Regions from separate parts of the Homo sapiens genome. Here region 1 is linked to region 2. Evidence: chromatin loops called from intact Hi-C (ENCODE). Cell type or tissue: IMR-90. All regions are shown on one strand. Each heading gives the region's core, and the rest is flanking DNA. Links, peaks and the distances in the headings are about the cores only.

What was found. Hi-C counts contacts between places; a loop is a spot of excess contacts. Peaks named below come from ENCODE experiments on the same cell type or tissue, not always from the same donor. Only the 100,000 strongest peaks of a DNase experiment are listed, where the experiment ranks them.
Region 1: it touches region 2 in a loop (4-fold over the local background); 2 of 110 quality-filtered maps call a loop at or near these places.

Annotation. Positions count from the first base shown.
Region 1 is chr22:26,289,458-26,301,194 of GRCh38, reverse strand. It overlaps SEZ6L (seizure related 6 homolog like), which reads right to left. Exons shown (of 17, transcript NM_021115.5): 2 at 8,049-8,789; 3 at 6,770-6,903; 4 at 4,115-4,307; 5 at 2,026-2,211. Among named protein-coding and RNA genes, the nearest start is that of SEZ6L-AS1, 49 kb to the right of the region's middle. In IMR-90, for the core only: no CTCF peak of the experiment used is centred there; no DNase peak of the experiment used is centred there.
Region 2 is chr22:26,355,910-26,367,646 of GRCh38, reverse strand. It overlaps SEZ6L (seizure related 6 homolog like), which reads right to left. Exons shown (of 17, transcript NM_021115.5): 13 at 2,081-2,275. LOC124905096 (a long non-coding RNA gene) reads left to right here and starts at 6,622. Exons shown (of 3, transcript XR_007068038.1): 1 at 6,622-11,737. In IMR-90, for the core only: CTCF peaks have their summits at 3,015 (motif pointing left) and 7,049 (motif pointing right); DNase peaks (open chromatin) are centred at 2,996 and 7,036; H3K27me3 peaks cover 385 bases.

The sequences.
Region 1 (11,737 bases), core at 1,695-9,694, 66 kb after region 2:
GTCAGCAGGCTACCTCCAACAATTTCTACATGGAGGCTTTGAGTAAGTGACTTCACCTACATGAGCCTCATCTGCAAAATGGGGATAATGGCTCCCATCCTATGGCATTGCTGTGAGGATTAAATGCAGCCTCTGGCACGGTGTGCAACACATATTGGCTTGGCTTGAAAAATGGCAGTAGTTACACTCAGAGCACAAGAAAGAAAAGAAAAAAATATTTAATTTTGCCAAATGTAAAAGCTTTGTGCATCAAATAACACTGTCAGTAAGTGAAAAGACAACCCATGAAATGGGAGAAAATATTTGCAAACCACTTATCTGATAAGGGTCTAGTGATCAGAATATATAATGATTGCTTACAACTCAATAACAAAAAGACAAACAACCTGATTAAAAAATGGAAATAAGAACACTTTTACACTGTTGGTGGGACTGTAAACTAGTTCAACCATTGTGGAAGTCAGTGTGGCGATTCCTCAGGGATCTAGAACTAGAAATACCATTTGACCCAGCAATCCCATTACTGGGTATATACCCAAAGGATTATAAATCATGCTGCTATAAAGACACATGCACACGTATGTTTACTGCAGCACTATTCACAATAGCAAAGACTTGGAACCAAGCCAAATGTCCAACAATGATAGACTGGTTTAAGAAAATGTGGCACATATACACCATGGAATACTATGCAGCCATAAAAAATGATGAGTTCATGTCCTTTGTAGGGATATGGATGAAGCTGGAAACCATCATTCTCAGCAAACTGTCGCAAGGACAAAAAACCAAACACCGCATGTTCTCACTCATAGGTGGGAATTGAACAATGAGAACACATGGACACAGGAAGGGGAACATCACACACCGGGGCCTGTTGTGGGGTGGGGAGAGGGGGGAGGGATAGCATCAGGAGATATACCTAATGTTAAATGATGAGTTAATGGGTGCAGCACACCAACATGGCACATGTATACATATGTAACAAACCTGCACGTTGTGCACATGTACCCTAAAACTTAAAGTATAATTAAAAAAAAATGGGCAAAGGACCTGACTAGACATCTCCCCAAAGAAGATCTACAAATGGCCAACACATACATGAAAAGATGCTTGACATCATTAATCATCAGGGAAATGGAAACTAAAACCATGAGATACCTTCATACCCATAAGGATGGCTACAATAAAAACAACAACATGGAAAAGAACATATGTGGGCAAGGATGTGGAGACACTGGTACTGTCACATTGCTGAGGGGAAAGTAAAATGGTGCAGCTGCTGTGGAAAATCGTTTGATGGTTCCTCAAAAAGTTATACATACAATGACCCTATGACCCAGCAATTCCACTCTTGAGTATATATCTAAGAGAAATGAAAGCCATATCCACACAAAAAACTGGCATACAAATGTTCACAGCAGCATTGTTCATAATAGCTGAAAAGTAGAAACAACTCAAATGTCTACTAACGAATAAACAGGTCAACAAAATGTGGGACATCCATACAATGGAATATTATTCAGCTGTAAAAAGAAATGAAGTACTGATACATGCTACAACATACACGAACTTTGAAAACACAGTGCCAAGCGCTAAGTGAAAGAAGTCAGACATGAAAGTCACATATTATATGATTCCATTTACATAAAATATCCACAATAGATAAATCCACAGAGACAGAATGCAGCCGGATGGTTGCCAGCGAGTGTGGGGAGGAGGGAGGGATGGGGAGTGACTGCTTTCTGTACAGTGTTTCCATTTGGGGTGTTAAAGATGTTTTGGAGCTAGGTAGTGGTGATGGTTGCACAATAGCGTGAACATACTAAAATGTCTCCAATGGTAAATTTCATATTATGTGTATTTTACTCCAATAAAAACATAAATAACAATAGTCATCCATATTTGGAGCAGTTTCTTCCCCTGGGCTGAAAGCCATTCCCTGAGGTCACTCTCGGTGTCCTACAGGTTGGTCTTTCCCCTCTTAGTTGGACCATCAGGTTTGGTCCGGCTGAGGCTGGAGCATACCTGAGCAGATGGGCTCCTGGCTGCTCCAGTGCGGCTTGGAGGCATTGATGCATGTCAGCATCTTAGCGCCCTGGAGCTCATAGCCCAGGTGGCAGTGAAAGTGGGCCACCCCACCTGAGTGCAGGTCCATCACCGTGACATCCCCAGAGTCAGGCCGGCGGGGAAAGTTGCAGCTCAGCATGAAGGCTGGGAAGAAATGCAGAGGCAGACTCAGTCATCACTTGGAGTGGCAGATCAAGAACCTGACCCACATCCTGGGAGCCAGTTTGTGCTGGGGAGAGAAGATGAGGCCCCTGGGGACTCCAGAGCTCTGGAGAATGGTATTTTTGTGACTCTCTTTGATCATATCAGGCTGAAACTGCCAGGTTAGCACTTTCTTGGGACTTAAAAATCGCCACCCTGCCTAAACAGAGACAGCAGGTTTGGGATGAAAAATGAGTTTCCATACCTCCTTTGAGCCTATCTCTATCTATGTAGAGACAGATTGGCCTTCTCTCTGGGACTGGGAGGGGCAAGACCACCCAGGAAGTTTAGTCCCACCTGCGTGCACATCTTGAGTGCTTGTTAAAAATGCAGATGCTTGAACCAGGTCTTTGGGAATTGCCCAAGGATATGAAAGCTCGAGAACTACTGGCCTGCGAGACAGGAGCTTGGGCTTTAGAAAGAAAACTAATGTGAGTTTACAAAACGATGTCACCTTGAGACAAGGACTCAGTGCCTCCACCTTACAGGTGGTGGTGGGGATTAAATGAGATAATACAGAGAAAGAGCCTCCTTCGCAGTCAGTAGATGGGGGTAGTAAAAGGGTGCATGGGGACATACTGAATTCCTCAGTTTTCATAAGAGGATGTCAAATTCATCCTAGCTTCTTCACCCTAGACCATGGTCTGACCTCTCCTGCAGCACAGAATATCTTTATTCTCAGTACTGATGAGGAGGAATACATTCAAGTTCATGATTCACATTCTTTTTTGTTGTTGCTTTTAAATTCACAACAACAGCAAAGGGCAGTATCCCACAATGAAAAGTTGTGATGAAGTGGACACTCCCCTTTGCAGTCATCCACCTGTTTCAGAAACAGGTGAGAGAAAAGTTGAAAATGAGTTGTTGTTGTTTTCAAATGTCTGGACAATTTGATATAACACATGATGGCTCTCAATATCTGGTTGCATGGTTCACGAATCCACTTTCCATTCAGATGTTTCAGCAGTTGGTAAGTATCCAAGGGAAAGTTCCTGGGTGAGGCAAAGGAGACCTGAGGTCATGGGAGCTGCATAGGAGGAAATCGGGGTGGAGGAGAGGGGAAGAAAAGGGGGACTAGGAAAGGAGAGAGAGAGAGAAGGGAGGGAAAATAGAGGGTGGAAAGGAAGAGAAAGAGAGGAGGAAATGAAGAAATAAAACAAGCAAGCAAAGAGGGAGGAGAAGAGAAGGAAGGAGAAAGGAAGTAAGAGAAGAGAGGAATGAACAGAGAGCAAAACAGAGAAGACAGGAACAGACAAAAAGGAAAACCAGTAGAGGAAGAAGAAAAGAGAGAAGTACCCTGTTAAGGCTCTTTATCAGGAGTCTGTGGACGCACAGTGGATCTATATATTGAATTCAGGGCCTGTGAACTTGAATGAAGGAAAGCTGCTTGCTTATTTTCATTAACCTCTACCTTAGCTGTGCTATTTTCCTGGCAACAAACTGAAACATTGTAGTAGAACCTGTGACTTTGACACCAAGAGAAACCACAGATATTTTTCATATCATAATGGATATCTCAACCTATTTCTTATGCTCCTTAGTACTTTGAAATGTCAGCAATTATAAGAACTACTAGAAGACATTGTTTAATGAATTAATAAAAAGCACATAGATTAAGGCATCATAGATTATAACAGTATTTTGATAACTGCAGCTCAGTAATACCGTTTTCTTTAAAATTGTATATATTTTATTTTATACTTTTAAAAACATTATTCTGAGAAGGGGTTTGTAGGTTTTACCAAACTGTCAGAGAGGTCCCTGGCACAAAAAGTTTTAAAATCCTTTTCTCCAGAGGGAAACTGAGGCAAACGCCTATGTTTCATCAGCCTTGGCCTGACCCTACCCTGGTAGTGAAGCTGGAAGGTCCCAAGGCCGTCGTCCTGGAAGGTCCGGAAGTAGACGGAGATGGTGTTGGTGGGGCTTCGGATTACCTGCCCCTCCACCAGGAGTGTCTGGTTGGCCAGGACGGTCAGGGTAGGGCCGTCCACCCCGCGGATGGAGAGCAGTTCCCCATCGGACAGGTTCACACTCTTCACCTGGGAACAGGCAGAAGCAGACAGAGAGGAACTCTGAGTTGTGTTTGAGACAGAGCCTTCTAAGGTTGCAAAGAAGTCAGTGAAAAGTGGCCCAGGTACTGCTAGCCCCTGGTCAACGGGACCCCTGGGCCCCATGCCGAGCCCACAGGAGCCCTGGGAATATCAAGGTCCCCCTAATTTCCCCAAAAGCCAAGGGGATAGAGTGAAACCAAACTGCAAGGCAGAGGCATTGCAAGGGACTTGCAATGTGAGGCCCCCATTGCTGTGTCCTGTAAGAGGGGCCTTTGGCACAGGCCCTGGATGCTAGTGGGTGGGATAGATTATCCTGGAGCTGGTGAGTGGAGGCAGCAGTTGGATCAGCTTGTGCTTGAGATCCAATCTCCAGGGAGCCGGGAGAAGCATTCTACCAGAATGTATACTCTGCAAGGTTAGGGATTTCTCCATGCTGTTCAATGTTTCCAGTGCCTAGAATAGTACCTGGCACATATTAAGTGCTCAGAAAATATTTAAAAAAGATTGAATATATTCTTCCATTTTCTGCATAAATTGGTAAGTGAGGGGTGGGGGCCTCATTTCTAGGGCACTCTCTGGCCCATTCTCTTATTCTCCCCAGTGGTGGCTACAACTGCAGGACAATCAACCCCTATCTCAAAGAATCAGACACTTGCTTTGCCATTTACACTCTGTGGGATTTGAGAAGAAAGAAGCGAGATACTTTAGTTGTACGCAGGGAGGCTGAACAAATGGTATGTGCGCGTGTGTGTGTAAGGGAGAATTTAGTCAGGTCTCAATGCCTAATTTGAAGACTTACGCTTTTATGAGTAGGGCTTGGAACTTTAGTTTCTCTGCCTCTCCTCTAAACAGGGCAGGCCTTACCCACAAGCTCTTCTTCCTTCAGGCCCTATATCTTATCCTCTTTTCTCTTTGATGAACTCCTACTCATTCACCAAAGCCCCATTAAAATTGCCCTCCTCTATGAGACCTTCCCTGATTGCCAAGGAGTTTGCCTGTTCCTTTGCTGCGATTCTACAACAACCTCTAAAACACCAATTAGAGTCCCTACTAAATGGCATCCTACGTATTTCTCTTTTAGGGCAGGCATTGCATCAGTTTTTTACATCAACATATTCTCCTGTGTCAACAGCTTTGCCTGGTGCATTCTAATTGCTCAATGAATGAACTCTACTGTGCCTGGTAAAAGGCTCCACACAGTACTGGACACATACTGGGTCCAATACTCTTCATGACATGGAGGAAAGGGTTCTTAAGCACTATAATAATCTGGACTGCAGGTTTTCTCCAGTTTATTTTAATTCCATGAACAATTATTAAGGACCTACAATGTGCCACACACTTGTGCAAAGCTCTGGGGACTGCAAAGACTACAGGTTCTACTGCTGAGGGGCTTACCTTTTGTCTCTCTTATACAAGTAAAACAAAAACAAAAACAAAAAACCTTCCTAAGGTAAGGTCATACACCTGCCCCAGCTCAGAAACTTTTGATGGCTCTTTATTTCCCATGAGAAAAAGGAACACATTCAGGGTGATTAGCATACTGAAGATAATGGATAACATGCACTGCATGGTCGCGATTTCTGCTGGGCTCTGACCAAATGATTTCTCTCTCTCTCCTCCCTCTCTCTCTGCTGGGCTGTGGCCAAATGATCTCTGCATTGTCATATTTACTGCTCCCCCAAACTTTACAAAGCAGTAACATTATTCCTATTTTATTGATCGGGAAACTGAGGCTCAGAGAGGTGAAGTTCCTTGTTCAAAGTCACGCAGTTTTAACTGGAAGAGGTAGGACTTAAAACCCAGATGTTTGAGCATTATGCCACCCTGCTTTTCCTTTCTTACTGTATGGGCAAAAGTTTAAGAATAAAATGTCCTAATAACCAGAAAATGAAGGAAAGCAAGCAAGCAAGCAAGAAAGAAAGAAAGAAAGAAAGAAAGAGAAAGAGAAAGAAGCAAGAAAGCAGGAAGCAAGCAAGCAAGCAAGAAAGAAAGAAAGAAAGAGAAAGAGAAAGAAGCAAGAAAGCAGGAAGCAAGCAAGCAAGCAAGAAAGAAAGAGAAAGAGAAATAAGGAAGCAAGCAAGCAAGAAAGAATCAAATGAATCAGGTGGAGCTTCCGTGTGTGTGTGTGTGTGTGTGTGTGTGTGTGTGTGTTTATGCACGTGCATGCGTGTGTGTATGTGTGTGTGAGATAAGCAGAGTATCAAGGGATTTTCCTTCTGGGAAATACCTCAGAATTTGTCAGCATGTTCCCTCTATCCCCACAAGCTATTTTAGCAAAGCATTGAGTTAAGAACTCCTACTCATTCGCCAAAACCCAGCTAAAGTTGGCCTGGTTGGGCAAAGACAGAACCAAACTAGTTAGCATAACAGTAAGCCTGACTCAGACAATCCTCCTGAGACTTCCTGCTAGACGAGGCAGCCTCTGTGAGGTACTCTCCTGGGGTTACCTGGAGCTCCACCCCATAGCCAGTGTAGACTGTCACGTTGTATGTGCACTCCAGAAAGTTGTTGAGGGGCAGCAGTGGGTAGTCGCTGGAGTCAATGTACCCCTCAGGATTGGAGAAGCTCACACTGCAGAGAGCTGGAAGGAAGGACTTTAATTAGGACACCAAAGACAACTTGGATGTAAGCTCAACCATGGGCTGTGGGGTGGAATGGGGGCTTTAGGGGAACCTGCATTTTGCTGTTCCCATCTGTCCTTCTGCTGTTAATTCCTCAGCTCCAGAATTGACATGATAATAAAAATAGCAATAATTGACACAGAATGATCACTTACTATATCCTGCTAGGCACCATTTTAGCTAGTCAACAGGGGTGACCCCACTTATTCTCATAGGGACTGATAATATTTCATCCCCAGTTTAGAGGGAAGTAAACAAAAGCTCAGAGAGGGGCCGAGCTCAAACAGCAAGCAGGATTTGGACCCAGAGCTCACGTGCTTTGAAGGGTGGCCACATTGCACTTGTCCAAAATCCATGTATGCTTGACAATTGGGGGTCCTTCTCCCATTTTAAAGATGGTAGAGAAGACTGGAACACAGAAGAGCATTTTATCAAGTCTAGAAAATACATGTAATGCTAAAAGCAAATGTGCTTTGAAAAGGCTAGTGGCTTTGAAGCAGGTTAAATGAAGAATTCCGTTCCAAGATGAAAAGGTTTTGAATCTTGCTCATTAGCTGTGTGACCTTTGGCAGGTTGCTTGGGGGTCTCAGGGTTTCAGTTGTCTCATCTTTAAAATGGGGATGTTGGCTGAGTGTCCTGGCTCATGCCTGTAATCCCAGTGCTTTGGGAGGCTGAGGTGGGAGGATTGCTTGAGCCCAGGAGTTCCCCAGCCTGGACAATAAGCAAGACCCCCTTTCTACAAAAAACAAAAAAATTAGCTGGACATCATAGTGCATGCTTGTAGTCCCAGCTACTCAAGAGGCTGAGGCAAGAGGATCACTTGAGCACAGGAGTTTGAGGCTGCAGTGAGCTATGATCGTGCCATGGCACTCCAGCCTGGGCGAAAGATCAAGACCCCTTTGCTAAAACAACCCCCCAAAACAACAAACAAATGAAATGAGGCTATTAATTCTGAGCCACAGGGCGAAGCTCATAGTCAGTGCTCAATGGACGGTAACTGATGGTGGGGCCGGGGCTTCTTGAGATTCCTCTACCCACATGCCCTGAACATAGTGAGTGCCTCATGGCTGTTTCAGGATGGCTTCAGGAGTTGGGGGCTGCATACCTGGTGCCTGCTCGGTGGTGATGACCGTGGTGGTGATAATGGTGGAGGTAGTGGTCTCCTGGCTCTCCTCTGAGGCTGACCCAGTCAGCTCATTCTCACCTTTGTCCATCAGGGCCATGGGGCTGGTGTCCTCCTGGGGGGCCTCCTGGGCCATGTCAGGCCCAGGCTCCCCGGGTTCTGGCCTCTGGGGGAGTGTGTGGGCCACATAGGGCTGCGAAGTGAAGGGGGAGATTTGCAGGGGTGCGGGTGTTGTAGGGACCGCACTCTCCTTTCGGTCCAGCCAAAGGGGCACTTCTGATGCCTCCTCGGAGGCCACGATGGGGTCCGGGTCCCCCGGTGGGCCAGGCTTCTCCGTGGAGGAGGAGAGGAGATCTAGGCCCTGGGACGCTGGCTGGGACCCTGCCCTTTGGACAGTGGCTGCGGAGGTGGCCTTGGGCCTCAGCTGCTTCCTGGCAGAGTTCACCTGCTTGAGCGAAGGCAGTTTCTTCTTGGGGGGCAAGGCGTGCTTGGGGCGGGCCTCCTCTGGAAGCAGCGGTGACAGGGCTGGGATGTCGTGATGTGCAGAGGGTGCGGTCCCATCCAGCACCAGCTCGCCCAGCACTTCCGCCGACTGTGAGGAACTGGGGGGCGCTGTTACCACTCTCTCTTCAGGGTGCTCTTTGCCAGGACTGCCTCTCTCCGGGGCTCCTGAGGGCAGGAGGTAAGGACCCAAAGGGCTAGCATCTCCCTCGGGAAGAGCATCTTGGAAGAGGAGAAAAGACACCAGTTAGTTTGGGGAGATTTAGGACCTTCACCTGCTGTCAGACTCTGAGGGTGGCCCTCCTAAGGGCGGTGCCCAAAGCTCGTCCGGCTGGCCTCTAAACCAACTTCTCCTTTCTCCCTCCCTCCCTTCCTTTCTTTTTTCTCCTCCTTCCCTCTCTCCCTCTTTCTCTTTTCTTCCTTCTTTTCCTCCCACCCTCCCTCCTTCCTTCTTTCCTTCCTCCTTCCTTCCTTCCTTCCTTTCTTTCTTTCTTTCCTCCCTCCCTCCTTCCTTTCCCCTTCCATTTTTTTCTTTCTTCCTTCCTCCTTCATTTTCTTCCTTCATTTCCTTCCTTCTTTCCTTCCATCCATCCTTCCTTCCTTCCTTCCTTCCTTCCTTCCTTCCTTCCTTCCTTCCTTCCTTCCTTCCTTTTCCTGAAGACTTGGGCTTGATCATGCCAGGACTGAGCTAAGCATTAGGAGTATAGAAACAAAAAGCACAGGGGCCTCACTGCCTGGTTGTATATGTACTGGGAAGGGGGATGGGAAAGTAGACACAATCATATTTGATATGATGAATGCTTGGAAAGAGAAAAGCTTGTGTGCTAAGAGAGCAGAGAGGACGGGCCCTAACCCCGTCTGCAGGACAGGCATGCCATGTACAGTTGGGCAGATTGTTCCCTGTACAAAGACATGCAGCTAAGAGGATGAGTGGGGATGGACACCAGGCCACACTCTCTTTTCTAAGCTGTGTGCTCTGGCTGGGCTTGGGGGATGGGGGAGGAGAGTTTTTTTAAATTTAAATTTTAATTTTAAGTTCTGGGGCCTATGTGCAGGATGTGCAGGTTTGTTATGTAGGTAAACATGTGCCATGGTGGTTTGCTGCACCTATCAACCCACGCTAGGTATTAAGCCCAGCATGCATTACCTATTTTTCCTAATGCTCTCCCCTCCCCCAACTCCACCCCGCAACAGGCCCCAGTGTGTGTTACTCCCCTCCCTGTGTCCATGTGTTCTCATTGTTCAACTCCCACTTATAAGTGAGAACATGTGGTGTTTGGTTTTCTGTTCCTGCCTTAGTTTGCTAGGGATAATGTCTTCCAGCTCCATCTATGTCCCTGCAAAGGACATGATTTTGTTTGTCTTTATGGCTGCATAGTATTCCATGGTGTACATGTACCACATTTTCTTTATCCAGTCTATCATTGATGGGCATTAGGTTGATTCCACGTCTTTGCTATTGTGAATAGTGCAGCAATGAACATGTGCATGCATGTATCTTTGTAACAGAATGATTTATATTCCTTTGGGTATATATGTAATGGGACCCAGTAATGGGATTGCTGAGTCAAATGCTATTTCTGGTTCCAGATCTTTGAGGAATCTCAGCACCATCTTCCACAATGGTTGAATTAATTTACATTCCCACCAACAGTGTAAAAGCAGGGTTGGGGGAGGTACATTTTAAACTGAAGGAATGTAAGAGTGACCTTGTGGGAGACACAGAAATGTTTTAGGATTCAGAGTCACGAGGCAGATTCAGAACAGAGGACTGTGTGAAGACCCATGGAGGCTTGGAGGCTGGGCAGAGGTGGGCACAAAAGAATTGCAAGGGGTTTTGGAGCACAAGTGGAGAGTACGGGGGATAAAGCTGGTAAGGTAGGGAGGCAGGGGCCAGGCCCTGGAGGGCCTTGTATACCTTGCTAACTTCTTGTAATTCATTTTGTTTTTTCTTGAGACGGATCTCACTATGGCTGGTTGCAAACTCCTGGGATCAAGTGATCCTCCCACCTTGGTCCCCATCCTTGCGATTTATTTTTGTCTGGAAGGTAAAACCATTTAGTCATTTTATTTTATTTTATTTTATTTATTTTTTTGAGACGGAGTCTCACTCTGTCGCCCAGGCTGGAGTGCAGTGGCGCGATCTCGGCTCACTGCAAGCTCCGCCTCCCGGGTTCACGCCATTCTCCTGCCTCAGCCTCCTGAGCAGCTGGGACCACAGGTGCGTGCCACCATGCCCAGCTAATTTTTTGTATTTTTTAGTAGAGACAGGGTTTCACCATGTTAGCCAGGATGGTCTCGATCTCCTGACCTCGTGATCCACCCGCCTCGGCCTCCCAAAGTGCTGGGATTACAGGCGTGAGCCACCGCGCCCGGCCCAATAGTCATTTTAAAGAAGGGCTGGCCCAGGCAGCTGTCTGGCAGAATGGTGCTGGAAACCAGCTTTGTTTGCTTTTTAAAGACCCAGTTCTGCCAATTGCTGGTTAATGACTTCACTCTCCAAGCCTCAGTTCCCTCAGCTGTCAAATGGGGCTATTATTTCCTATTTCCTGGGGTTGCCATCATTCAGCGAGTTGATGTATGCAAAGCACTTAGGACAGCGCCTCACCCGTAGTGAGTGCTTAGCAAATGCCAGCTGCCGTCATGGTTTTTACTCTTGTCATTGCAATCACAGCCCCTCGGCAGGAAACTGGAGCAATCAGAACATCCCCGTGAAGATGTCTAGATAGAGAGGAATTACATCACGGGGACAAAGGCCCTCGGACTGATAGCTGTCCTTGTCGATTTTCTGCAGGGAGACACTCACTCAGCTACAGTCTCCAGGCCCTCCAGTGCTGTCATTTAAATTTATTTCAGCAGTCGTTGGAGAGGCTCATTTACTTTCATGGAGTTGGCGGCGGTGGCTTAATCTATATAGACTGCAACAGTTTGCAACTGGCATCAACAAATGTTCCTGTTGTGTAACATTGATTACCAGCCAGTGTTCCTTCCAGGCCGCCAGTGATGCTGGGCCAGGAATGGGTATCTGGGAGCAGCGTGAGTGGATGGCATGAGGGCAGGTCAAGGTCATTCAGGCATCAGGCAGATTTCCTAGTCCAAGGTGGGGAGTAGTGAAGCTTCAGAGTTAGGGTTCAAATCCTGCCTGTTACAGTTATGAGCTGAGTGAGTCT
Region 2 (11,737 bases), core at 2,560-10,559:
GTCAAAAGCAGGCAGAGGTCAGATGCGGTAATCCCAGCACTTTGGGAGGCCGAGGTGGGAGGATCGTTTGAGGCCAGGAGTAGAGACCAGCCTGGGCAACATAGCGAGACCCCCATCTCTACAAAAATAAAAAAATTTAGCTGGGCGTGGTGGCGTGCACTTGTGGTCCCAGCCACTCGCGAGGCTGAGGTAGGAGGATAGCTTGAGCCCAGGTGGTTGAGGCTGCAGTGAGTAATGATCACGCCACTGCATTCCAGCCTGTGCAACAGAGTAAGACCCTGTCTCCAAACAAACAAACAAACAAAAACAAACAAACAAATCAACAAAAACCAGGCTGGATCACAGGGCCGGGACTAGGGCAAGGCGAGAGCTGTCTAGGGCGAGAAGTGTACGGAGACTCTTTTTTTAAGGCTGTTCTACGGGACGCTTGGTCACCTCCTTACATTTTTCACCTCAGGCACCTCTTTTGCCTCAGACTCGTCCCAGCCCTGCCTCAATGTAACTGCAAGCCCCTTGTATCAAAGACTTTAGTTCGTTATGGACGTTCCTACAGAATTCTGCATCCCTGATGCTTTAATGGGACAGGAGCTATGTATGTATGTAAATGTATATATATTTTAGTACACAATGACATTCAACAGGAGCGATATTGAGTGGAAAAATAGGATGTTGAAGACTTGGAGTAAAAAATGATTCTACAGCTGGGTGTGGTGGCTCATACCTGCAATCCCAGCTACTCAGAGGCAGAGGAGGGAGGATCGCTTGAGGTCAGGAGTTCTAGGCCAGCCTGGCCAACATAGCAAGACCCTGTCTCTACAAAAAAATTTAGTAATAATTTAGAAAATCAAAAGTGCCAGACTTTGAAGGTGGGGAAGTTTTAAATACACTGGAACCAGTTTATTTTGCTTGTATTTTGTTTGTTTGTTTGTTTGTTTGTTTGAGACAGAGTCTCACTCTGTCACCCAGGCTGGAGTGCAGTAGCATGATCATAGCTCATTGCAACCTCTGTCTCCTGGGATCAAGTGATCCTCCCACCTTAGCCTCCCAAGTAGCTGGGACTACAGGCACACGTCACCACATCAGGTTAATTTTTGTATTATTATCATTATTTTGTTTTTGTAGAGACAGTTTCACCATGTTACCCAGGCTGGTCTCAAACTCCCCGGCTCAAGCAATCCTCCCACCTCAGCTTCCCAAAATGCTAGGATTACAGGTGTGAGCCACTGCACCTGGGCTGCTTATATTTTCATTTGAACATTTTCATAATTGTGATATATGATAAAAAGCTTAAAGACCTTTATGTTTTCATTTTTTAGATAGAATCTCGCTGTGTCACCCAGGCTGGAGTGCAGTGGAGCCACCTCGGCTCACTGCAACCTCTGCCTCCTGGATTCAAGTGATTCTCTTGCCTCAGCCTCCCGAGTAGCTGGGACTTCAGGCATGCACCGCTACGCCCAGCTAATTTTTTTGTATTTTAAGTAGAGATGGGGTTTCACCATGTTGGTCAGGCTGGTCTTGAACTCCTGACCTCAAGTGATATGCCTGCATCAGCCTCCCAAAGTGTTGGGATTACAGGCGTGAGCTACTGTGCCTGGTCAAAAGCTCCTTTAGTAAGTAAAAATAAAAATGCTAAGCCAGGAGAAGACATTGTGTCATAGTATAATTGGCAGCATGTTTTTTTCTTTTTTAGTGGTGCATAAAGTCATGGTGACATCTTAGATTTAATGAAGTACAGCAGCTCAGCTCTATTATTTTAAAATTTAATTTAATTTTTTTGAGATAGAGTCTCGTTCTGTCCGGGCTGGAGTGCAGTGGCATGATCAAGGCTCACTGCAACCTTGACCTCCTAGGCTCAGGTGATCCTCCCATCTCAGCCTCCCGAGTAGCTGGGACTACAGGTGTGTGCCGCCATGCCTGACTAATTTTTTTTTTTTTGGTAGAGATGGGGGTCTCACTATGTTGCCTCGGCTGGTCTCGAACTCCTAGTCCAATTTTTTAGAGCAAGTTCAGAACTCCTGTGAGCCAGGAGCCTGACATCTCCAGGCCCCGTGGACCCTGTGTGGTGAGTAGGTTTCTTTACCTTTACACACGGGCAGGGGCCCGTTCCAGTGGGATGGCTGTCCCAGGATGCAGCGGATGGTCACTTCACCCATGAGCTCAAAGCCTTCGTAGCACATGAAGGTGAGGGACTCTCCTGGCAGGTAGAGTCGCTTGTACAGGATTTGGTATCCATTTTCAGGCAGCCCTGGGTTGTCACATGCCAGGGACTCCTCCGCTGAAATGCAAGCCAGAAGGAGCTCTGATGAGATGATGCAAATCTTTGGGGAGTCCTGCTCAGAACCCGTGTGATCTAGCTTTGGTCAGCCTCTCCAGCATCCTCTCTCTGCATCCCCACCTTGCATCAGACTGTTTTCTATTTCTCAAACTGTTCTTTCTGTCTTCCACCTCTGGGCACAGATTACATACAGGCAAGGTAGAATGAAGTTGGCTGAGGAATCAAGGTTAAAATATGAGTTCTGTTACTTGTTAGCTGTGTGATCGCCAGCAAGTGGCATAACCTTTCTGATCCTTAGTTTCCTCATTAGCATAACGACGATCAAAGTAATATCTATCTCCTAGGAATTTGGAGGACTAAAATAGGTAAGTAAGGAAATGCTTAAGATGTTTTGTTTTTGGCATGTCATACGTACTTAGTAAATGATGGACGGTGGTGGTGTTTAATTATGAAATCTTCTTCTTGCTTTTCACCTGACACCTAACCTGCGCATCCATTATGACTACGTCTTGTCTTTCAATACTCAATCTTCATTTCTCCTTCTCCAGGAAGCCTTCCTTGATGCCTCCTACCGTGAATTGAGTCGTCAGTCTTCTTAGTTTCTCCAGCACTGCATGCACTGTACTGTACTGAATTAGTTATCTGTTTCCCTCATTGGAGATGAGCCTATCAGAGCAAGCCTGAAGCTCAGGGCCTGGGAGCCTGGCAACAAAAGGCCTCAACTATTACAAATAAGCCCATACTGCCATCTGGTGACTGCTCTCTTCAGCTGCAGACACAAAGTACCCGGTAGCCTAAGACACCCAGGCTGGAGTGCAGTGGTGCAGCACGGCTCACTGCAGCCTTAACCTCCCAGGGTCAAGCAATTCCCCTGCTTAAGCCTTCTGAGTAGCTGGGACTATAGGCGTGTCCCGCCACACTCGGCTTTTTTTTTTTTTTTTTTTTTAAAGTAGAGACAGGGTCTTGCCATGCATCCCAAGCTGGTCTCAAACTCCTGGGCTCAAGCAATTCTCCTGCCACAGCCTCCCAAGGTGTTAGGATCACAGTATTTACTGGAGAGTTGAACCTGCAGGTTTAACCCATTCCAGGCCGCATGTGAGATCTAGTCCTTTTTCAGCACCTGGATGGAATGGACAGCCAGCAAATTGCTTCACACACAGGACTACAAATCCTAAAACATTCTAAACTTTATTATTTAAAAAATTTTAAATTGTAGTAAAATCTACATAACATAAAACTAACCATCTTAACCATTTTAAGTGTACAGTCCAGTAGGTTAGTGTACTTTTACATTGTTGGGCAACTTATGTCCAGAACTCTTTTCATCTTGCAAATCTTAAACTCTATATGCGTTAAACAACTTACCCTAGCCCCTGGGATCCACCATTCTACTTTCTGTCTCTATGAAGTTCACAGCTCTAGTTATCGCATGTAAGTGGAATCAGATAGTATTTGCCTTCTGTGACTGGCTTCTTTCTCTTAGCATAATGTCCTCAAGGTTCATCTAGGTTGCAAGATGTGTCAAAAATTTTCTTCCTTTTCAAGGCTAATATTCCATCGTAGGCAGGTGTCACACTTTGTTTTTCGTTCATCCATCGATGGACACTTGTGTCGCTTCCCCTTTTGGCTACTCTGAACAATACTGCTATGAACATGGGTGTACATGTTAAGCTATGCCCAGATTTCTGACCCACAGAAACTGTCAGATAATAAACGTGTTGTTTGAAGCGTCTCATTTTGCACGATGAATCTCAAGCATGCCTTCAAGACCCAGATTGCTCCCCAAAGGCATGAATTCTGTCCTTGGAACTCTGTCTTATCATCATCATAACTTCAGAATCTTTTCTGGCACTTCTTTCCCAGGCTTTAAACTCATATATGCTCATACCCAGTACAATGCCTGGTTCACAGGAAGCATTCCTTTATTTACTCAGATAATGTTTATTGAGCAATTATTATGTGCCAACAACATAAATAGTACTGAGGACACAGAGGTGAATAAAACAGATATAATCCCTGGTCCTACGGCACTTGTGGTTCAAGGCACACAGTACAGTATAGGTCCCAGCTAGAACCCTTTTCTCTGTGAACATGACTTACATTTGGGCTCTACTCAGCTTGAGTAATGTCAACTGAAACAATAGTTACCAAGCTTTCACAGATTAGGAGATTTCAAATAATAATTTAGATTTCTGGATTCTTCTGAAACATTAGAAGATTGGGCAATACTGGGTTCACATTGTTACATGGCAATGACTGGCTGGAGTTGAGTAATGGCTTTCCCTGTTAGACCAGGAATATTCTTTACTTTAGCCCCAGTCTCTGCCACTCCCTATTGTCTTTCACGTGGTACTTGCCTGGCCTTGTAGGCATTTAAATGTATCACTTTTCCAATGAAAAGATGAATGAATCAATTGATGAGTATGTTTTAGTCACAGTAATCACCATACATGAAGAATCGGGACTTTGATCTCCTCCAGTGGGTGGACGGGTAGGAATCTGGCTTCACTCTTGAGGTTGAAGGGTTTTCCTTTATACTTCAATAGCAGTCTTCCCTGGGAGTTATGAACTGTTTCCTTCCCACCCTTGAAATCTAGCCCAGAAGTCAGCCTGTGGGAAGAGACTTCCCAGGTCACTGTGCAGCTGGAGTTGCATCTTGGATGACACCATAGATAGCTCTGGCGGGCACCCATGCATTTATTCAGAAAATATATCTTGAGTGCTTACTTCATGCCCAGCAATGCGTCCAGCAATGCGGTGAGGAGGTGAATCAGACATCATTCCTGTCCTCTAGAGCTCATGGTCTGCATGCTCTAAGGGGCCAAGCAAATGTGTAAATGGACAATTTAATTAAAAATGGCAGGTGCCATAGAAGAGAGAAACTCAGAAGACCCTGGGTGGCTGCAGAAGACCCCTAAAGTAGCCAAGGGAAGGGGCTGTTGGAATAGTTGAGCGAGAGAGGCAGAGATTTTGAATGTAGCTCCCTTTCCACAAGACTCCCAGAGATGAGGCAGTAAGTGGTTCAGCTGACACTTGGCCAAGGCTAATCCTTCCACTAATTGAAGGTCATCTGTATACTTGAAGTTTGCCCCCTGGCATTCCAGAGCAGGATGGATATGCAGCCAACGCTTCTGTGTTTGAGCCCAGAATCAAATCACAAAGCCTTGCTTAAGTCAATCATGGGGCTCCCTCCAAGGCAGCACTCTATTATGTGTTTATGGATGAGACCTAAGAGGGCTGGCAAGGAATCATTCACCCTGCAGAGCGTGCCTTGGGGATGGACTGTAGGAAGGGAGAATTTTATTTTTATTTTTAAAGCCTGTGCTTTGATGTATTTTTTTTTAATGCAGGGTGGGTCTGCATTACTTTACAATAAGCATAGATGGTATAATGAACAGAACCCAGTGCCAATCATATTCTAATGATTCCTCTGAAAATATCCTGAGGAAGTCTTTGGTCCTCAACCCAGCTGAGCTCACTGCTGCATCCTTGGCAACCTGGTACAGGGTAGGTGCCCAGTAAATATTTCTTGAAAGACCTCACATCATTTCATTTAAAGGCAAATTGCAGAGCAGGAGCGCTTGGGTTCAAGTGTCCAAGGGCTCAGGATGCACATCCTAGTTGTATGTCTGTGAGCACAACTGACCTCTCTGAGCCTCAGTTTCCTCATCTTTAAAATGGGCTGTCTCAAGGTGTTGTTATGAGAATAAAACAAGCTCACGCACATGAGATGGGCAGCATATAGTGAGCACCCAATATACACTGATTATTTTTATGGCTTTTAAAACTCTTGTCATATTTTCATACCAATTGTACTGTTGTTCACTTAATACATATATATATATATATATTTTTTTTTTTTTTTGAGACAGAGTCTCACTCTGTCACTCAAGATGGAGTGCAGTGGTGTGATCTCAGCTCACTGCAACCTCAGCCTCCTGGGTTCAAGCGATTTTCCTGCCTCAGCCTCCCGAGTAGCTGGGACCACAGGCATGCGCCACCAAGCCTAGCTGATTTTTTTTGTTTTTGTATTTTTAGTAGAGACGGGGTTCCACCATTTTGGCCAGGCTGGTCTCGAACTCCTGACCTCAAGTGATCCATCCGCCTCAGCCTCCCAAAGTGCTGGGATTACAGGCATGAGCCACCACACCTGGCCTATGTAATATATTTTTAAAAATTTCTATTGACTTGTTTTTCTATTTAGATTGCACAGTATAATTTAGCCTCACTCTAAATAATAATAGTCTTATAATCAGAGGTTTCACATGTCAGTTTTAATTTTTCTAATTTTCTTAAGCCAAACGACTCACAAAAAGTTCATCTGGACACTGTTTAAAGCCGCGTGGGTATCCCCGTAGTGTATCTAATACTCCTACTCCTCGGGAAGTGCAGCCCGGTGCACAACACTTTATAGCTTTTGAACTCCCAGAGTCCAGAATACACTCTCCGTGTTTTTTTTGTTTTTGTTTTTGTTTTTTGTTTTTTTTTCAGCCCGTAGACTCTGTTCCTCCAATGTTCCATCCCTGTGCTAGGAGCTGGGTATGAAGCAGTGAATTAGAGAATCACGTTTTCTGTTCTCCCAAAACTCAGTCGAATGGGGAACAGAGAACAGTTACCGGGTCATTACAGCCCAGTGTGGTCTCAGCTGTGCTGGGGAAAGCGCACAGGAGAAGCCTCACTTTCCCGCCCCCTGGTCGGGGAGGCTTTTTCTTGATGACGTTGGTGGCTCCCTTCAGAGAACACAAATCCCTACTGTATTACCTGCAGTGCAGAAAAATGACCAGCAGGTGGCAGTGGCGACACAAAAGAATTCCCCCATGAACCTTTCCTCGGAAATTTTCTTTCATAAATTAACAGATGAATTAATACAACAAATATTCACTGGACACCTTCTGTGTGCCAGGCATTGTATGCGCCGGGCATACAATGATGAGCAAGGCGAACATGGTCCCTGCCTTCATGTAACTGAACACTAATTCAGTCCTGTATGTATTCCAGAAGTATTTCCTGATACCAAACCTGTGCTAAACACTGTCCTCGCCCTGGGGAGATGGAAGGTGCATAAAGGATAAATCGTTAGACCTGGGTGTAAAGGAGGATATTGACAGCCGACCTAGGAGCAGGACCCCCAGGCTAAGTGCTAGAATGGCCTTGGGTTATCCTGTGCCCTGGCTCCGCCCCTATGGTATTTTAATTTAATTAGTCACCCAGAGTATTCTTTTTAAAACTCTCCAGGAGATTTTAAAGTTTGGCAAGGGCTCAGAACCACTGGTTTGGTGTCCTGGCATGGTTAACATATTAACTCATCATTTAATTAATTTCCAAAGTATTTGCACAACCATTCTGTATTAGATGATTTGCATATATTATTTCTAATCCTTCTGCAAAGTCCTTGAAGGTAATAACAATCATGACCAAAACAGCCAACATTTACAATATTTACTGAGGGCATTCTCTGAGCCAGATTCCATTCTGAGTGTTTTATATCTATGAACTCATTTAGTTATCACAACAACCCTAAGACACAGATATTATATCTTTATTCCTACTTTATTTTATTTTTATTTTTGAGACAGGGTCTCATTCTGTCACCCAGGCTGGAGTGCAGTGGCGTGAACACAGCTCACTTCAGCCTTGACCTCCCTTTCAAGAGATCCTCCCACCTTAGCCTCCCGAGTCGCTGGGACCACTGGCGTGCACCATCATGCCTGGCTAATTTAAAAATTTTTTATGAAGACAGGGTCCTGAGGACCCTGAGGTTACCCAGGCTGGTCCTGAACTCCTGACCTCAAGTGATCCTCCTGTCTCGTTCTTTCAAAGTGTTGAGATTACAGGCATGAGCCATCATGCCTGGTCATCATCTCCATTTTGTATCCAAGGAGAATGCAGCGCAGAACGGTTGGGTAACGTGTTAAAGGTCACAAGCTAGTTAGTGGTATAAATAAGATTCAAATCCAGGTGGTCCAAGTCCGGTCTTAACCACTGCACCATGCAGCCATTTTACAGATGAGAAAACTGAGGCTCAGGTGGAACTCACTGGTGAAAAGTCCCCTCAAGCAGGAAGTGGCTGAGCTGCAATTTGAGCTGAGGATTCTCTAGCTTTCAAGTCAGCCTGATTCAATTTTGACCCAGTCCTCAGTAAGAGTTTGAAAACAATGTCATATGGAATTTTTCCCCAGCAGGAACCAGCTCTTGGAAGGCATTTGTGTGTATCTTCAGCACCTAGAAGATGGCAGAAGAGTCAAAGGAATAGGAACTTGAATTTGAAACTGGAGGCCTGTGTCTGCTGCACCACCTTGAGTGAGTTGCTTATGTCTCCATACTCCATTTTTTTCTGCCCATAAACAGTCTGGACCTTAGCCGAGACATGGCTAGGCAGTGACATGTAGTCACACTTTGAAATAAGATCATCTAAGGCAGGTTTTCTCAACTTAGACAGGTTTTACATTTGGAATGGATAATTCTTTGTGGTGGGGGCTGTCCTGGGCACTGGAGGATATTGAGCAGCATCCTGGGCCCTGACCTGCTAGAAGCCGGTAGCACCCCTCTTCCCTGACAAGTTGTGACAACTCATAATTTCTCTAGAAATTGTATTTACACATGTCCCCTGGAAAGCAAAATCGCCTCTGGTTGAAAACCACTGGTCGAATGTTTTAAACAATTCGGGTTGCAACTGGTGTAACTCCAGCCGTTCTCTCCCAGGAATGCAAATGAATTGGACCGATGGCCTTATAGATCTACTCACGAACCCACTCTCGTTTCTGTTTTCTTTTTCTATTTTCCCCTCTCTTTAACAATAGAAGAAAATGTACATTTCTGGAGCACATTTGAACAAAAAGCTCGAAATCAAGTCCCCTAGTAATAGTTACAAATGGTTTGCAATATGCCCTACAAGCAGTGGAGCTTTGAAACAGAGTGGTGATTAGCAGCCAATGTTAACTGACGACTTGCTATGTGCCAAGCACACCATTCATTAAAAGCCTTTATATTTATGATTGGCATGTTCGTTTTTCAATCTTTTTGGTGAGAAAGCTGGCTTGTATAAAGTCATGGTGCTTGTAAGAGGCAGGGCTGGGGTACAAACCTGGACGTGCTGGTTTTTAGTGCTGTCCATTTAATGGTTCTGCTATAACAAAGGCCCTTCTTTTACCCAAATCCCCTAGGGTTATCATGGATTTCTGTGAGAGACCGCTTTCCCAGAGACAGAGATTTCTAAATGAGGACGGGAACTCAGCTAACACTGGACATGCTGGCCAAGATGTGGCCACAGGAGACGGCTCAACAGTGGAAGCTCCTACGGTGGCCACAGTCTGGCCACAGCACCTGTGGGCTCTGTCCAGGCTGGGAAATCCCTGTGTCTCGTATCCCAGGTGTTCTGGGCTCAGGGCTGTGAGAACCAGGGCCTCCCGGGGAATCGCTGTCTCTTAAGCAAGCTAAGTGGCTCCTGGAGAGCCACTCATAAAACCCTTGCCGGATTTGTCAGATTCTTTTTAGTTTTGGTGGTGTGGTTTATGTCTTTGGGATGGTTACCTCAGGAGTCATCCACCACGTCCTTATCAAAGAGGGGAAGTTGCAACAAAGCAGAGGTGTGATAAAGACCACATTCATTTTGCTAACAATATCAACGACAGTAATAGTAACATCATTTGTCGAGCCTCCTGGGCTTGGGGGATTCAAGGATCAACTGGAGACAATCCTAGCAGGTGAGTTATGTGTTTATTCTATATATATATTTTAAAATTCTTTCTCTTTCTTACTCTAGGGAATGTGATTCTACAAACATATAAACAGATCATTTCAATAAACTGCAGCAGCTGTGGTGACAGATGTCACTGTAGGTTCCATGGGAATTCTGAGGACAGAAACACAACCCGGCCTAGGAAATCAGGGAGGACTTCCTGGAGGAGGTGGTGCTGACGATTCATTGTGATTTCCTTCATAGACCTGTCTCTCCACCCTCCTTTCCAAATAGGCCCCAGGCTCCATGAGAATGTGGGTCATATCTGTTTATACCTTACTGTTTTTCCAGGGGCTAGTGCCAGGGTTCCCAAACTTTCACCAAGGTGACCCAGGATGCCACCAGGAACTCACAGGGGGTGCTGTGGGATTTTTAAAAAAAGTTCTGAGGGCCGGGCACAGTGGCGCATGGCTGTAATCCCAGCACTTTGAGAGGTCAAGGCGGGTGGATCACAAGGTCAGGAGACCATCCTGGCTAACACGGTGAAACCCCATCTCTACTAAAAATACAAAAAATTAGCCAGGCGTGGTGGCGGGCACCTGTAGTCCCAGCTACTCTGGAGCCTGAGGCAGGAGAATGGCGTGAACCCGGGAGGTGGAGCTTGCAGTGGGCTAAGATTGCGCCACTGCACATCGGCCTGGGCAACAGAGCCAGACTCCGTCTCAAAAAAAAAAAAAAGTTCTGAGGAAACACAATGATGTGTTGGACCCTTGTGAACTACCAGCTCAAGATAGTTCACCGTTTCAACATTAGATCACGTCACCTTTGTTTTGGTGATGACTCATCATTGCAAAGCTGGATTTTTTTGTGGTGCTCGTGCTAACTGTGACAAAATCAATGTGGAACAGGAAATTAGGGTGGCGAAGTCCCATCTGATCCTAACGTTTAAGAAGATTTGCACAGCCCAACGGGTATACACATCCTCGTAGCAGCAATTGTCATTATTATTATTATTATTATTATTATTATTATTATTATTATTATTATTATTTGAGACAGAATCTTGCTCTGTCTCCCAGCCTGGAGTGCAGTGGCATGATCTCAGCTCACTGCAACCTCCGCCTCCCGGGTTCCAGCGATTCTCCCGCCTCAGCCTCCCAGGTAGCTGGGATTACAGGCACGTGCCACCACACCCAGCTAATTTTTGTATTTTTAGTAGAGACGGGGTTTCACTATGTTGGCCAGGCTGGTCTCGAACCCCTGACCTCAGGTAATCTGCCCGCCTCAGCCTCCCAAAGTGCTAGGATTACAGGTGTAAGCCATCACGCCCAGCCAGCAATTGTCATTATTTAATAATAAAAAAAACCGTTTTTCTTTTAATGTATGTGCATTACTTTTTCAAATGGCTACTATGCTGTGAAGAGATAACTACTCATTCAGTTGTTTGTACCTAACTGTTTAATAAATGGAACTGGTATTTAATAAATGGAAATGGTATTTTGGCCTAGGAAATCTGTGAAAAAATTCCTGAGACACCAAGGGTGTCATGAGTTGAGAAAGTTTGGGAACCTCTGTCCTAGCGTGTGCCTGCATATAGGAGGCCTGAACAACTGAGTAAGCTGAATGACTGAGTGAGTTGCTCCCAACAATCCTTCTTGGTAAAGGGTATTATTTTCTTTCACAGATGGGGGCTCTGAGGCCCAGAGAGGGCAAGTTACTTGCCCAAGGTCACTCAGCAGAGCTGGAGGGTGTGTCTGACTTTGACACCCAGACTCTTCCCTTTA